Linked DNA regions of Homo sapiens: region 1 is linked to region 2. A link is an interaction called in ENCODE POLR2A ChIA-PET data of the cell type or tissue named here. Cell type or tissue: PC-9. All regions are shown on one strand.

The links. Peaks named below come from ENCODE experiments on the same cell type or tissue, not always from the same donor. Only the 100,000 strongest peaks of a DNase experiment are listed, where the experiment ranks them.
Region 1: POLR2A ChIA-PET joins it to region 2 with 11 read pairs; 2 of 35 experiments call an interaction of 5 or more read pairs at or near these places.

The regions. Positions count from the first base shown.
Region 1 is chr12:15,624,726-15,632,725 of GRCh38, forward strand. It overlaps EPS8 (EGFR pathway substrate 8, signaling adaptor), which reads right to left. Exons shown (of 21, transcript NM_004447.6): 18 at 6,717-6,939. Among named protein-coding and RNA genes, the nearest start is that of EPS8, 160 kb to the right of the region's middle. RefSeq lists an enhancer at 4,530-4,674 and a cis regulatory region at 4,595-4,608. In PC-9, no CTCF peak of the experiment used is centred here; a DNase peak (open chromatin) is centred at 4,576; H3K27ac peaks cover 3,694 bases.
Region 2 is chr12:15,826,344-15,834,343 of GRCh38, forward strand. LOC102724146 (a long non-coding RNA gene) reads right to left here. Exons shown (of 6, transcript XR_007063230.1): 5 at 1,838-2,029. Among named protein-coding and RNA genes, the nearest start is that of EPS8, 41 kb to the left of the region's middle. In PC-9, no CTCF peak of the experiment used is centred here; no DNase peak of the experiment used is centred here.

The DNA.
Region 1 (8,000 bases), 200 kb before region 2:
TTCATGATTATGAACCTTAACTTGGCTGTTAATGCTTCCTGACAATTATACTACATTTCCTTAGACTGGTGGCTCTCAACTGGGGACAGTTTTGGCCCCAGAGGACATTTGGGAATATCTGGAGACACTTTTGGTCGTCACAATTGAGGGAGAAAAAGGGGAAAGGCTGCTGCTGTCACACAGTGGGTAGAAGCCTGGGATGCACACAACATTCTATAATGTCAGCCTCTCCTACAGCAGAGAATAACCCAGCCTCAAAGGCCAAGAAGTCCTGCCTAAGGTCATGTAACTGCCCACTGTCTTAGACAAGTATTGAATATATTCTACTTTCTCTCTACAAACTTCTAACCCTATTCCCCAATCCTCACCTTGAGCTGATCTCATTTCCTAATTTATGAATAAAATAGTTAGAAGAAAACCTCCGTAAGTTCCTCTAGTAGTTCTTCCTAACAGCACTTTCCCCATATGTTCTGCCTGCCTTCCTATTATGTTATATAAGAGCTGTTTCCCTGCTCCCAAGGCTAACTATCCATGTATGCACTAGGCCTCAAGTTCTCTGCCTATTCAAATACTGAGTCATTTCTCCCTTATTTATCCTGTTATTAATTTTCCTTCTTCACTGAATCAGTTCATCAGCCTGCAAACATGCTATTATTTTATGATTTCTGTTACCTTTAAACAAGTCCTTTTTACCATGTCCTTTCCCAGCTACTGCCCATTTTTCTGCTCCTTTTACAGCAAAGTTCACGAAAAGTTGCCTGTACTAGTGGACTCCAATTCCCATTCTCCTATTTTCTCTTAATGTCGCCGAAATTCAATTTTGCTTTTCCCCCCATCTCTCTACTACACTTTGCTAAACTCCAGCCAATTCTTTCCCAGCTACTATCTTATTTAACCTATCAGCACACATTTGAAGCAGAAGATTCCTCCTTGAAACATTTTCTCCCTGTGGCCTCCAGGATACCACAGTCTCCTCATTTTCCTCCCATGTTTCTGGACTCCCCTTCTCTGGATCCTCTTCTGAATATTCTCATCTCTCCAACTAAGTAATATTAAGGTGCTCTAGGGGACACTCCTGAGACTCATCTCTGCCAGCACTACCTCCATCAATGACCACTGTGCTTAGGTTCATGGCCATTTAAAAGATGATGGTTACCAAATTATTTTTCCAGTCCTCTTACTCGGAACTTGGGTGCATATATGCTGTCTACTTGATATATTCATTTGGGTATTTCTTAAATAGCTCAAATGCATGTCAAATATAGCATGCCCAAACCTGAATTCCCGATCTTCTTCCTGAAGCTTGCTTTTATGAACTCTTAGACTTGCTTTTTAGACTTCTCAACTCACTTAATGACAATTCTATCTTTCCAGTTCTGGCAAAATACCACGGAGCTGCACTTGATTCCTGTCCTATACTACATCCAATCCATCAGCAGATCCTGTTAGTCTGACCTCATAATGTATCCAAAATCCAATGATTTCACTGTATTTTTTCTGTTGCCAGCTTGGTCTGAGTTACCAGCCTATTAACAGATCTCTCTGCTTCCACTCCCTACCACCCTACCCATTTCTCTTCATTCTCTTCTCAGTATAACAACTAAGTGATTCTTTTAAAATGTAAGTCAGGCTAGGTGGCTCATGCCTGTAATCCAAGCACTTTGGGAGGCTGAGGCAGGCGGATCACAAGGTCAAGAAATCGAGACCATCCTGGCCAACATGGTGAAACCCAGTCTCTACTAAAAATACAAAAATTAGCTGGGCGTGGTGGCATGTGCCTGTGGCCCCAGCTACTCGGGAGGCTGAGGCAGGAGAATCTCTTGAACCCAGGAGGCGGAGGTTGCAGTGTGCCAAGATAGCGCCACTGTATTCCAGCCTGGCAACAGAGCAAGACTCCGTCTCAAAAAAAAAAAAAAAAAAAAAATGCAAGTCAGATGTTGCAGCCCCTCTGCTCAAAACATTCCCAAGTGATCCTAATTACTCCCAGTAAAAGGCCCTACAAGACCTCCACCACTCTAAAGCCACTCCACAACTCTTCTGGAGCCCTTCACTCTTGCTCCCAATGGCTCCCTTGGTGCTCTTCAAATTTAAAGGCCACTCTAGTCTGCTCTGTCTGGAATGCTTTCCCCCGCATCTCCACATAGCTTACTCCTCCCCACCTTTCTATTTCCCCTGATGTATATAAAACTGCAATCCCTCCCCAAAAGCACTCTCTATCCACATAGTTTTATTAGTCTCCAAACCACTTACCACCTTCTTGATAGATAGTTTTGTCTATCATCTTTTTTTTTTTGAGAAAGAGTCTCACTCTGTTGCCATACTGGAGTGCAGTGGCACAATCTTGGCTCACTGCAACCTCCGCCTCCTGGGTTCAAGCGATTCTCCTGCCTCAGCCTATGGAGTAGCTGGGACTATAGGCGTGTGCCACCATGCCCATGCCCAACTAATTTTTGTATTTTTAGTAGAGATGGGGTTTCACCCTGTTGGCCAGGATGGTCTCAATCTCCTGACCTCGTGATCCACCCACCTTGGCCTCCCAAAGTGCTGGGATTACAGGCATGAGCCACCGCGCCCAGCCAACTTAATCGTTTTTTAACCTACCTCCTTTCATTAAAATATAAGCCTGAGGAGAAAAAGGATGCTTCCCTTTTTTGCTTGCATCTATATCCTAATACGTGGAACGGTGCTTTAATTCAATAAATACTTGTTGAATAAATGAATGAATGAGGCATTCTGCTGACTTTTTCACCGAGACTTTGAGAATCATCATGTACAAACCCCTTACATAACCAGATAAGAAAATGAAGGCCAAAAACAGAGAAATGATCTGTCAAAGTCACATTTCAATTAGTAGAATAATTTAGCTAGAACTGGATCTTCTGACTTTCAGCAGAGGGCTGTTTTATAGCCAAAGTCATTAAAATCACCTTTGATTAACTTCCCTAGCTACTCCTTTTTCCTAGCCATTTATGCTAATGGAAAAGATGTGTGTGTATATGAACATACTGTCATGACAAAAATAGGAAAGGCATAAAAGTACAGGAAGGGGAATCATGTGTCTGTGTATTTTAAAATATGTGTGTATATATACATAGGTACATTATGTTCGTTGTTTGTTTTCACTTTCAAGAAATAAGAACAATCTAATTAAGTTGGCAAGTGACAATAACCTGGTCACTTAGGGAGCTTTTTGTGACCAATGTTCTATGATTTTTCCCCCCTAGGGAAAGGGTTTTAGAAAGTGTTTGGTGCCCCTGGGAAATAAGGGAAAGTGTGAATAGTTAGTGTTATTTCAGTCTAATTTTTTTTAATGCCTCAAGTATCTAGGAAATCTTTTGAAGTAATCAAAAAAGGGGAAAAGGGGAGGGAGGGAGGGAGGGAGGAGTAGGGGGTGCTAGAGAGAGTAAGAGAGAATACTATTGATTGTTACATTTAAGTATACATTATGTGCATTTCATTAGCTACCTTTTAAAAAATCACTACAACAAACTGTCAAACAGCATATGAGTGCATCTCAAAAGAATAAAAAATAAAATGTATCACCACACTAAAAGATTTGGTTTCTCATCTGCTGACTTAGTCAGTATATCAATCATCACCAGTCCACAGCATAGTTTTCTTCCAGGAAGGACAAAAAAACCTCCACCTAACATGTTCCTGGGCTTTTGCTTTCCATTTCCAATGTTCTAACACACAACAGCAAACCAGAATAACTTTACACCTTTCTAAAGTAACACTCTGATTACAAAAGATTAAATTCGAATAAAAGGACTACCATTTCAAAGGAAATGGGAGAAATACAAAGCAACTAAAGTTTGGCATCTTAAAAGCGATAAAAGGAGAACCTTTTGGGATCCTGCGATAAAACAGCCTGAATAGCTTCTATGACACAAGGCTTCACAGTTATTTTGAATAGGCAACACACAGACTTCCACAAAAGGGCTTCACTCTTGCCACTTGCTACGTTGTAAAAACAGGCATGTTGGCTTTTTTCCCCTGTTCATAGCTGCTACTTGATAGATTTCTATGAGTATTTACTTCCTAGTTCCTTTCATTTTATTTTTACCAGAAGTTTAGGCAGTAAGCAGAGAATGTGGGTAGATGAGTAGGCATATTTTGAGAGAAATTTGGCTATCAATAAACACACACTGAAATATGTGCTACTGTCTGGTTCTAAAAGAACATTAAGCCCCAACATTCATTCAGAGAAAAACTGTTCTGCAATAAAGTTATCAAGAAATATTTGTTTTATAAAAAGAAATATATTTATTTAATGCCAAACTGTATTTTTGAGATATTTTAAAAAGGAACTTACATAAGTTGCAAATATATTGTAAGATTTTTAATATTCTAAGGAAACAAGTATGTGTGTTAATTTTGGGAGAGATGTTTATATTTTATACACCAATGCCACCCTTTTACTTATGAAAAACAGACTTCAACATGATGAGTCACAATTATCAGGAGAGTTCTCTATCTTTAAAAGTATGCAAACTATGCCTCTTTCCCACTAGGTTATTCTTGGTTTCTCAGCGTGAACAAAGAACAGACTGTCCTAACCCACACACTGCTCCAAATGGGGACTGGAGGCCGATGAACTTTGATCCTAGCTAGGCCTGGATAAAGAGTCCCACCGTGTCAAAGATGACTGTGCTGACGTCTCTACGGAGGGAAATGCTATAAACTTGTGGGAAGAATAAAGAAGAGAACAGTCATTTCTAAGAGGAAGTTTTCTCCTTAGGGAACTCAATAAAAATATTTATAGAAATTTCTCATCTTAAAACTATGTCTTTAGTGTATTTGAAAAAGAAAACTCTTTTTAAAAACTCCACATAATTTTAAAAACTTAGTAGCATATTCTATTTTATTATGGTTCTACACACTCACGCACACAGTTGTTTTTGCTGTACAGAAAGAGCTAATCACTTTTCCAAAACTTCATTTTTCCTTTAGTTTCCTGGCAAGATAGATATGACAGTCATTTAAATTGGACATACCGTGGGAGAAAAATTAATGAGTAAAAGTAGGCTTATGCTTATTGCATTTAACCAGAATTTTTAGAATTGTTAAATAGTAATAGTTTTAGTGTCTTTTTTATTTTTTATTTTATCAAGAATGTCCACAACTGAACAGATGTGGCAATAACTTACTGACGTGAGAAAAACAGTAGGATGAAAATGGGAGTGAAAGATTCAGCCATTTAGTTTTGAACATAAATAGAAAGCATCCAATCTCAGCTATAAAGTTAATAGTTCCATACTGGTATCTGGATGTCAGAGATGAGTTTTAATACGATGACTAATTTGGGAATCATTCTTTTCCCAACAATATAAATAGTATTGAAAGAAATGGAAATAGAATGAACTACAGTAAAAGTATGTTTATGTGGAAAACGAAGGCAGAACCCTAAGAGAGGCCCACATTGAGGGAAAGATAGATATCCATCTCTCTCTCTCTGTCTCTCTATCTCTCTCTCACTCACACACACACACACACACACATACACACACACACTTCATATACTTTTGTCATATTGGGGAAATATGAAATATCTTCATAGCTCTGGTTTTCCAAGAGTTTTTACACATCAAGTATAGGTAAAGCCAAGTAACTTTATAATACGTTTAAAACACCAAATTTGGAGATTAAATTGACATGCCATATACTACAAGGTTAAACAAAATTTATCTTAAAACTACCTTCAGTTTTCAAAATATCTACACTGCTATTCACCAATAATACAAATAAGGATAATCCAAAGTTGGTCATAGTGTCTTTTTAGTTTACTTAAATATGGTTTTCATAGAAACCATTTATATGAAACATCAAATTTCAAGTTATGAAAATATGGCACTGAAGTGTAAGTCACATGAAATTTGAATTTGGAGGCTAAATCTGAGACTACTATTGGCAGGTGATTATATTAACATAGTGTGATTGTGCAGCTACTGTGAATAGCAAACAAGAGGAAGAGAAGTAGGAAGGTTATGATGATGATGATGATGGCGACAGCAGGATGTAGTTAGTGACTGCATATTACGTGTCATACAGGGGTCAAAATCAGTCAGGGGTTTTCAACCTCAGCACCATTGATATTTTGGGCCAGATAACTCTGTTGCTGGGGACTGTCCTGTGCATTGTAATTGTTGCTAAGTGTCCCTGGTCTCTACCCATTAGACATCAGTAGCATCCCCCCAGTTTTGACAACCAAAAATGTCTTCAGGCAATATCAAATGTCCTCAGAAGGATGGAGAAGAAGACAAAATCGCTCCTGGCTGAGAAGCACTGAAGTAGATGCTTTCTATGCATTATCTCATTAAATCCTCACACTTATCCTATGAAGCAGATACTATTATTTTTCTCCACTTTTTAGATATTGAAGTGCTGAGAGGATAATTAAATCATTGAAGGTCAGGAAGCTGGCAAGTGTTGTTTTGGTATACAAATTCCAGGATGTCTGGCTCCAGAGTCTGCATTCAATTATCATAACAGATTGGAAAAGGAGTAGAAAGGCATGCATTAGAGAGTGGAGAGAATACTTCCTGTTTCTCAGAACTACGTAGCTGATGAGAAACCAGGTGAAAATCTTTGCAATCTATTAAGTACCATGCAAGTATAAAGGACTTTAATACAAGTAGAATCAGCAGTAAACAATATTTTACTTAGTAGTGCTTTTAATTTGCAGAAGACATTTTTTGCCTCCCTGGGAAACTTACGGTCCACCGGAAGTTGTTTGTGTCTCTGGCTGTCTCGCACGATACTGCCACCACTGTCACTGGAGCTGCTGTTTTGACGTGTTATATTTGCTGGGACCTTTGACACAGGAACAGGTGCTGGAGTGGAAGGGGGAAGGGGAACAGGAACAGGAGCTGGTGTTGGAGGAGGTGATGGAGCAGGGGGAGTATCAGCTGGTCTTGGGCCATACTCCATCCTTTGTTTCTATAAAAAGACAAATAATTAACTTAAAATTTAAAAAATATAAACCTAGGCTAGGAAAACAAATTATACTTTGATAGGACATTGTTGGCTATTTTTAAACTTACTTGCAAACCCATTACTCATTTATCTGTAATCCTATATGGTATAATGACCATTAAAAATCATATTTTAAACATTCTACATAATTTGTTCAAAGTCAAAACATTAGTTAAGGAGTCACAAGGCTACGTCAATAGCAAATAGTAGTATTATAGTAATAAATGTCAAGAAAACAGAATTTGGGCTTGGAATCACACAAGATGAGGGGAGGCAGAAAGATTTATAATTATTTTTTAATTTATGCTAATAATAATTTCCAATTGCACTGGAAGTCTAAATGTCAACAGCATAAAGCATCACTTACTCATTTTAAATGTACGCTATATTCAAAGATTTTTAATTTTGTTTCCAATAAATAATTTTAAAATATTGGTATTATTTTGTTCAAGGCATAACTTTTTCTGCCATCATCTTAATGCTAATTTATTAAAATTAGAAATTTCCCTTGTTAAAATGGAAATGTCACGGGGTGGATGGTTGTGAGGGTAATGGTATGGTCTTTAAATGTTTATGATTGCAACTTACAAACGAATACTAGAAAGGGACCTGTGGCCATTTGTATTAAAAAAGGTAGGTGTGACAAAATGCTTTTTAATAATTTTAAAATCATGATTGTTAGGCATACTTATAAAACAGCATTTGTGCATATTCCCTATTTAAAACACACATAATAGTTAACACTTTAAATCTAAGTAAAATAATTTTAATAGATAATGCATTGTGAGAGTCTCCAAATTCTCAAAAGGCACATTTTCTTTTTAGAATCAAAGATACAGGACAATTATTTGTAATTAAGGCAAAGTTTAGATACTGCACTGGCACAATTTTAATTATTCTAATTTAGGATTAGCATATTACATGCAAAAAGACCTTTTGGTAATCTGGTCCTTTGATTAGAACAGTATTTACTTTTAAATTCTAAAATGGCCCAAATATCAGGTAGTATTGATTTTAACAGAGTC
Region 2 (8,000 bases):
TTCTAGTGGTGAAAATATAAGTTGTTTCCAAATTTTCAGCAGTACAAAAAATACTGGGAAAAAAACATTCCTTGAATATGTTTCTGTGGGCATGTCTACATATCCTTATCTAGGGGTATATACCTGAAGTTGGAAGTTTCTAGGTTATAGGTTATGATCAGTTTAAATAAAGTACAGTATAAGCTTATTTTCAAATCATTTATACCAAATTACATCTTGCTGGCAGTGGTTGAAATATTATTACCTCCAACCCCTGGCCATGATTTAAAACCATCATTTCAAATTTTTGTCAATTTGATGGTAATGAAATAATATCTCATTGCATTTTAATTTTATTTTCTTGAATTCTGGTGAGATGGAACTTTTTTTCATGTGTTTGTTGCTTTCTAGGTGTTGTTTCTGTAAATGTTTTTCTTTTCCTTTGCAAGGACTGTTTATATAGTCTGGATAATAATCCTCTGTTAGTTATACATATTTCAAAAATCCTTCCCAATTTTGGCTTGCATTTTAAATTTTTAAATAGCATCTTTGTCAGATGCAAATTTAAAATTTTTATATAATTAAATTTAACCATCCATGTCCTAATGGCCAGGAATTTTAGTGATATGAACATATTCTGCTGTATTTTTTCTAAACATTGTAAGGTTTTTGTTGTCATATATGGATGTTAATCCACCTGAAATTTATTTTTTGTATTTATAAAATAGATAAATACTTTTATTCTTTTCCTCAAATGGCTACTTGTCCCAGAACCCTTGCCCTACTGATTTATAATTGTTGTATATCAAGTTTCCTGTATAGATTTTTGTGTTTCTGAATTATTCTTTCCCCTTAGTCTATTTGTCTTGCCTTATGTTAATAAAATGCTGTTTTAATTGCTATACCATATAAGTCTTGCTATCTTGTTGTTTTTTTCTTGTACCCTATCAGCACTGACCAATCACAGAATCAGAATAAACTTGAGAAGCAGTATACTTGGGGAAATAAATTTCTCAAAATGATAAGAAGTTGGCACTGGCTCTGGAATGCTGTTTGGAATAATTTACCGTGGTACCTGTTAGTGATATGTGCAACTATCTGAAAATGTTTTTAATCACAGCCAACTGCTATGATTTTAGTTTATAAAGATAACTGCCTTTGGACTTTGAATACTGCATCTATTAAATAGAAGAGTTTTCATCTGAAGTTGTATAGAATACCATTAAAACACTGGAGCTATAAGAAACACACAGAACCTTTTTAAAGCTTCTTATACATAATATAACACTATGTGTCCATGAGAAAACCATTTTAAAGGCAAGATAACTAAATTCTGGAATAGTAAGACATGTTAATCATAATAGGAAATCTGTCATGCATAGCAGACATTTATATATATTCTGTCTTTAAGTTTTACTGCCAAAAAGTTTTGAATATGAGGAAACATACTGATAGAAAAAAATAAGAACATGAAAAACGTCTTACTACACAGTAGGAATTAGCACTAACTAAATAGGAACATTTCTAACCCTCAGCTTTTGTAATGCCTGTTGGGATATTTCATCTGAATAGAACACCACAAATTAAAACACGACATTTCTCAGATGATTTGCGCCCCCTATCAGCTTCCCCTCTTCAGCTTCTTTATTTCTGTCATGTGTACCCTTGTCTTTACAGTTTCTCAATTATAAAAGCTTGATGTTATCTTTTATTTATTTTACCTCTGTATACTCTATCTACGGTAGGCAGAATAATGGCTTCCTCCCTTTCCCCCAAAGATGTCCATGTCCTAATTTCTGAAACCTATGAGTATGCTATGTTATATCCAAGGGGGTATTATGGTTGCTAATAAACTGACCTTAAGGTTAAAAATGTATCCTAGATTGTACGGGAGGGTCCAATGTAATCACCAGGATCCTTTAAGCATGAAGGATGGAGATGGAAGAGTCAGGGTCAGGGTGATGCAGCCTCAGAAAGACTCAGCAGGAAATATCTGGCTCTGAAGGTGATAGAGATTCAGGAGTCAAGGAATGCAGGCAACCTCTAGAACCTGGAAAAGGCAAGAAAACAGATCTCCTACAGCCCCCGGCAGGAAGGCAGCCCCATTGAAACCTTGATTTTAGCCCAGTGGAACCAATTTCAGGCCTCTGACCTTTCAGGATGGTAAGATAATAAACTTATGCTGCTCTAACCCATCTAGTTTGTGGTAATTTAGGAGAGCAGCAATAGGAAACGAATACACAATTCAATTACTAATCATATCTTCATTGATTCTTTTTTTGTTTGTTTGTTTTTTTGAGACAGGGTCTTGCTCTATCACCCAGGCTGGAGTGCAGTGGTGCCATCTTGGCTCACTGTAGCCTTGACCTCCTGGATTCAAGCAATCCTCCCACCTCAGCCTCCCGAGTAGCTGGGACCACAGGCACCAGCCACCACACCCACCTAAATTTTTTGGATTTTTTAGTAGAGACAGGGTTTCTCCATGTTGCCCGGGCTGGTCTTGAACTCCTGAGCTCAAGCCACCTACCCATTTCAGCCTCCCAAAGTGCTGGGATTACAGGCGTAAGCCATCATGCCTGGCCAATTGATTCTTATGTTCTACTTCCTCTCAAATGGCTTTACAATCTGGATAAAATGGCAGGCCCCACTTCTGCCTTCATTTGTTAGCTCCTGGATGTTGCCATAGATTCCTAACAATGATATAGGGCAGTGGTTTCCAACCTTTTTGGCACCAGGGATGGGTTTCATTGAAGACAATTTTTTTTACAGACCCAGGGGGTGGGGGATAGTTTTGCAATGATTTAAGCACATTACATTTATTGTGTGCTTTATTTATATTATTAATACATTGTAATATATAATGACATAATTATACAACTCACCATAAGGCACAATCAGTTGGAGCCCTGGACTTGTTTTCCTGCAACTAGACAGTCCCATTTGGGGGTGATGGGAGACAGTGACAGATCATCAGGCATTCGATTCTCATAAGAAGCTTGCATCCTAGATCCTAGATCCCTCCCATGCAGAATTCACAATAGAATTCGCACTCCAATGGGAATCTAATGCTAGGGCTCATCTGACAGGAGGTGGAGCTCAGGTGGTAATGGGAGGTATGGGGAGCAGCTGTAAAAACAAATGAAGCTTCACTCACTCACTCACTGCTCACCTCCTGCTGTGTGGCCCAGTTCCTACCAGACCACAGACCGGTACCAATCTGTGGCCTAGGGCTTGGGGACCCCTGATATAGGGGATCTTGTCCTAAACTGTGAGTCAGGTCTAGTCTATTTCTGCTGTTAATTAGCTTATGACCTTAGGCAACCTCTCTGCTAAATTTCCTTGCTCTCCACCCCAATACACACACACACACACACACACACGTGTGCACACACACACAAACACACATACACACCAGACACCAGAAATTGAGTAAGTTGACTAAGATGATTATTACATTTCTTTCTAGTTCTTGTTAGTACCATTTTGCAGTCTGTTTCTTGCTTCCTCACATCTTCTATACATCAATCCAGAATTATTCTTAAAACCTGTTTGGTATAAATTAAATTCTTATGTAGAAGCATGCATTGACTTTTCACTGCTTAGGGATTAAATAAGGCCCTATTAGAGACCTTTAACCACCTGCCCACTGCCCCATCTCTCTGCCACAGTTTTTCTTTTCCAGAGTTCACTACTCACTGCAGCAAAACAGGTCTCATTCATTCCTGAGACATGATCTGTTCAGGCTCTTCCTCCTTCCTGAAATACCCATCGCATTTATATCTAGTTATCAGAGTCCTGCTCTTTCTGTAAAAGGCCCAGCAACTACCACTCCCCTGGGACTGTTCCTCCCCCACAATTGCTGCCTACACTGTGTTTCTCAAACCAAATTATCATGAGAACTTATAAATGATCTAAGTTTTCCAACTCAACACTGAAGATTGAGGATTGTAGAGAGACGATAGAAGAGGGATAAAAGAAAAGAGAAACTAGTTCAAAAGAGTAAGGCTTTGCCTTTCAAGTCTCCGGAAGGAGTGGGGGAACAAATGTGTTTGGAACTGATCTAATATGACTTGCATTATTATTTCTTTGCCAGTATGTCTTGTCTCCCAAGGTATAACTCCTTAGTGACAGAGTCATTTCTAATATTTCTTTTTATCCTTGTCATTTTTTAAAAAAAGATGTCTTACCAACAAAAACTACTTACTTGTTTGCTCAGTGTTGTAATACAAAAATGATAATGACATTAATACACCAAATCCAGTTTTAGCTTCCACAATTCATGAGGATAAAAAATACATAATGAGCTCATCAACCAAGTATTTGTTAAATTCCTGCTTGTGTATAGTACATGTTAGCAAAATAATCCCCAGTACTGGACGGTGTGGACTCTCAATCCCCCTCATTCCTTGGCCTCTGAATCCCACGTTTTCAGCATGACTTTTTGGTAGGTGCCAAATATAACTCATAGTTCTCTAACCCCTCTTGAATTTCTCTGGTTTCTAGGAGGGAGTTCTCCTACCAGTGGTCCAAAGCCTACTTCATTGCAAGCTGTGTAGTCACAGCCATATTGCCAGGGCAGTCAGCTTCATCCAGTGGAGCAACATGGAGGCCTCGAATGAATACAAGATGTGGCTCATTGTCCAAAAACAAGGGCAATTTCTTAAGAAACTGGGCATCTTTATGAGAAATTTTTAGATTTCCTCAATTTAGTTAACCCATAATAGTACTTAGTCAGATTCTTTGCTTGAAACTTTCTGTCCAAACCATCTATTCAGCCAATATTTGCAGGTCTGACTAGAGCATTATCTTCATGGGGGCTCTCTCCAACTTTGCCATTTTATTCTAAAACCAGAAGGACTTCTGTATGATCGATTTACACTGCTATACTCCATGATGCTAATAGCTGAGTGGTCATGACGAAGGTGAGCTCTTGGCTCAAGTCTGGGGTGATAAGTTTAATCCAATGTGAACCTGAGTACTTGGTCTGAAATCCCAGACACTGTGTCAGCACATATCCGTCCTTGAGAATCTAACACAATACTATTTAAAAATTGTTTCATATAGCTAAGTATTTCACTTTTTCCTATTTGTTCTCTTTCTAGTCAGCTCTCTTCCAGGTTTTTTGTTTCTTTTGTTTCCCACACTTAAGTTCATTTCTACACACATATTGTACCAACTGTCAGTAGCATACAAATGCCTCCTTCTTTGGCTTGTCAGTGACATAAATTTTCTCTAATATAACCTGACAAGGGCGTTGTAGTAGAAATGTCATTTATTTCTCTCATTTAGTCATAGATTTTAAGTCTCTTTCAAAGACTCTGTATCTTTCTCATAGAAATTCCTTTGCCTATACAATATTTTTCTTTCCCACACAGAACATATATTTATATGTGACATAATGAAGCTGGCAAGGAAATGACTGTTTCAGCTTTTTAAAACCACAATAGTAGCTTGGAGCTAATATACAATGGGCTAGTTAGTTCCATCATACATACATACAGGTACATGTATTACACTACCATCTTTAAACCATGAATCATATACATTCTCATTCATATACACAGCCATGCATATAAATTAACTGTTGCTGCACAGCCACAATCTCTCACATTTCCATTTTCTTCCAATCTTTCTCCGTCTCTTCTACTTCTTAACTATGTTCATCATAACCAGGACTATGACATACTGGGTAAACTGGCTATCATGCCCAATATATCTGGAAAAACATTTAGACACACTGCTTTGCAGAATGAACACAGCTGGAATCCAGAGAACGGTGCAAATTTTTTTAAAAAAATTTCTATATTATATCATCTTACTTGAGGCTATAGAATAAGCCTTACATGGTCACCTTCAAGTCTTCTCTCTTCTAAGAATCCTCAATTCTTTTATTTTCTATCTTTCAGCAGTTGGTGCTAAAAATGGTGGGTTGCCACCACCCCATAACATGCTAGCTCTCTCTTGGGAGAGCACAGGTGAATTGAGGGCTCTTTACAATCCTTCACGGACATAGGCTTGGGCAGCTCAGAATCTTCAGAGTCAAGCAACTGTAAGACAAACGAACCTTTTTCTTTCTAATATTGGTCACCACTCATAGCAAAATTTCAATGCACGATCATGCTTTAAAGAACTAGACCTGATGATAGCAAGAAATTCTTTTCCCTTACACCTTAACTATTGCATTCACCCTCCTTTCCACTCCCTGCCCCACCCTCCTGGGACTATTGACTGGTGTTAATAATCCCAGAAGATTGTCTCCCTCATAGAAAGACTAACGCATACTTAACTTCATAGAAAGACAAGTAAAGTGATGTCCTTGGAATTTCTGCTTGAATTTGGTGCCCTGGACCCTCTTATTGAGAGATGAGATTCCAGGGTGAGAGTAACAGGCCAACTAGTCAAGAAAGAAAGCTATTTGTTTTTCTTTTGAACTATGAAAAGTCCCTGTTTGTGAGTGTATTTTAGAAAGAAGAAAGGAAGGATATGTCTGGAACTTTGTCCTGTTTTCTGCAACAAAATGTGAATGAATAGTTCAAAGAGTGAAAACTTTTAGTAATGCTTGATGATGTCTCTCAGGGATAAGCTGGATCCCCAATGTTTTGAAGATGCTTTGAGTCCAAAAATTGATAATCAGAAAACTACTTTGTGTTTGTTTAATGTATCCCTGTTCTGATTTCAATTAAACTCCACATTTTGTTTTACAACAATAGATGAAGAAGACAGTCCTCTTCTGCCACACACATGTAACATCTAGCTGGACACAGCAGACACAGATGCCCAGAATCTTGAAGCCTAGCTCAGGGTGACCCAGGTTGTATCATGGCCTACAAAACTGTGACTGGCCTGAGTCTTCAGGTCTACATGGGGCACTTGCTCTATGCAATTGCTTTGGGCAAGAGTAACTGACTATGCAGAAAGGATGGTCAGGATTTAAGGAAATTGCCTGGGAATGTCTTGAGAAACTCAGTCCAGCCTTTGTGACGGCAATATAGCTCCTGGGATGTAGGCAAAATCTGACTAATGCATGAGACTTAACAAGGAAGATGTAAATAGCAATGGAAGATGGAGAAACAGTGAGTATAAAACTAAAATTGGGGAAAAGGCCAATGCAAGCTTCGAGGTCACGCTGCCATAGTTGAGAAGGAGTAAAACAGCCCAGGATGAAATCCTTTAATCAGGAAGAATCCTTCTAATTTCAAAATGTAAGCTCTTTAAGTGCAAGAAACTAAGGCTTTTGTTAGGAAAGGCAACGTGCTAACAGGCCCTAAGAGTCCCTGTCCAGTATTGCTGGATATACCAAGAATTCACGGCTCTCACTGGTCTTCACCTGGGCCTTTCTTCAGGATTATGTTTGTAGCAAGCAACAGCCTTGGAGGGATAAGGTAGTATCTTCTCCTAGACAAAGAACAGACTTGTTACCCTGCACTCAAAGTTCTCTAAGCACAGTGTTCCTCTCTCTAATGAGTGTGTAGGCATCTGTACAGGCCCCCCTATGTCATCCCCATGAAATTTGGGGGTCGTGGAAAATTGATACAAGAAAATGTGAAGATCATGCTGCCTGTTACATCATAAGTAATAGAGTCCTTTATCTCCGATTCAAGAGTCTAATACCTTTTCCCAGTGTCCATGATACAGTAACAGGCTAGCCTATTAGCTTGAAAGTAGAGTAAAATCCCAGACTGTCTATAGTTCCTGACAGCTATATCCCCAGCACCTAGAAAAGTAAAATCACATAGCATCCTATTTATTGGTGGTTAAAAGTTTGTGCTAGGTGTTCGCTTTTCAAATTTAATTAAATCAAATTAACGGGATTTCCATTAAGAAATGTTTCTAATAATTTCTGAATATTTGTCAAATCATATATTAAACAGTTACCAAAAAATATTTGGGAAAGAGCATCAGCATTTTAATTGCATTACACATCATGTTTTTAATTCATTTGTTTAATTCTAAAGATAGCCATTTTATGAAGATAATAAATACCAATAATAAGGAAATTTTAAAAAATCTTTCATTATTAA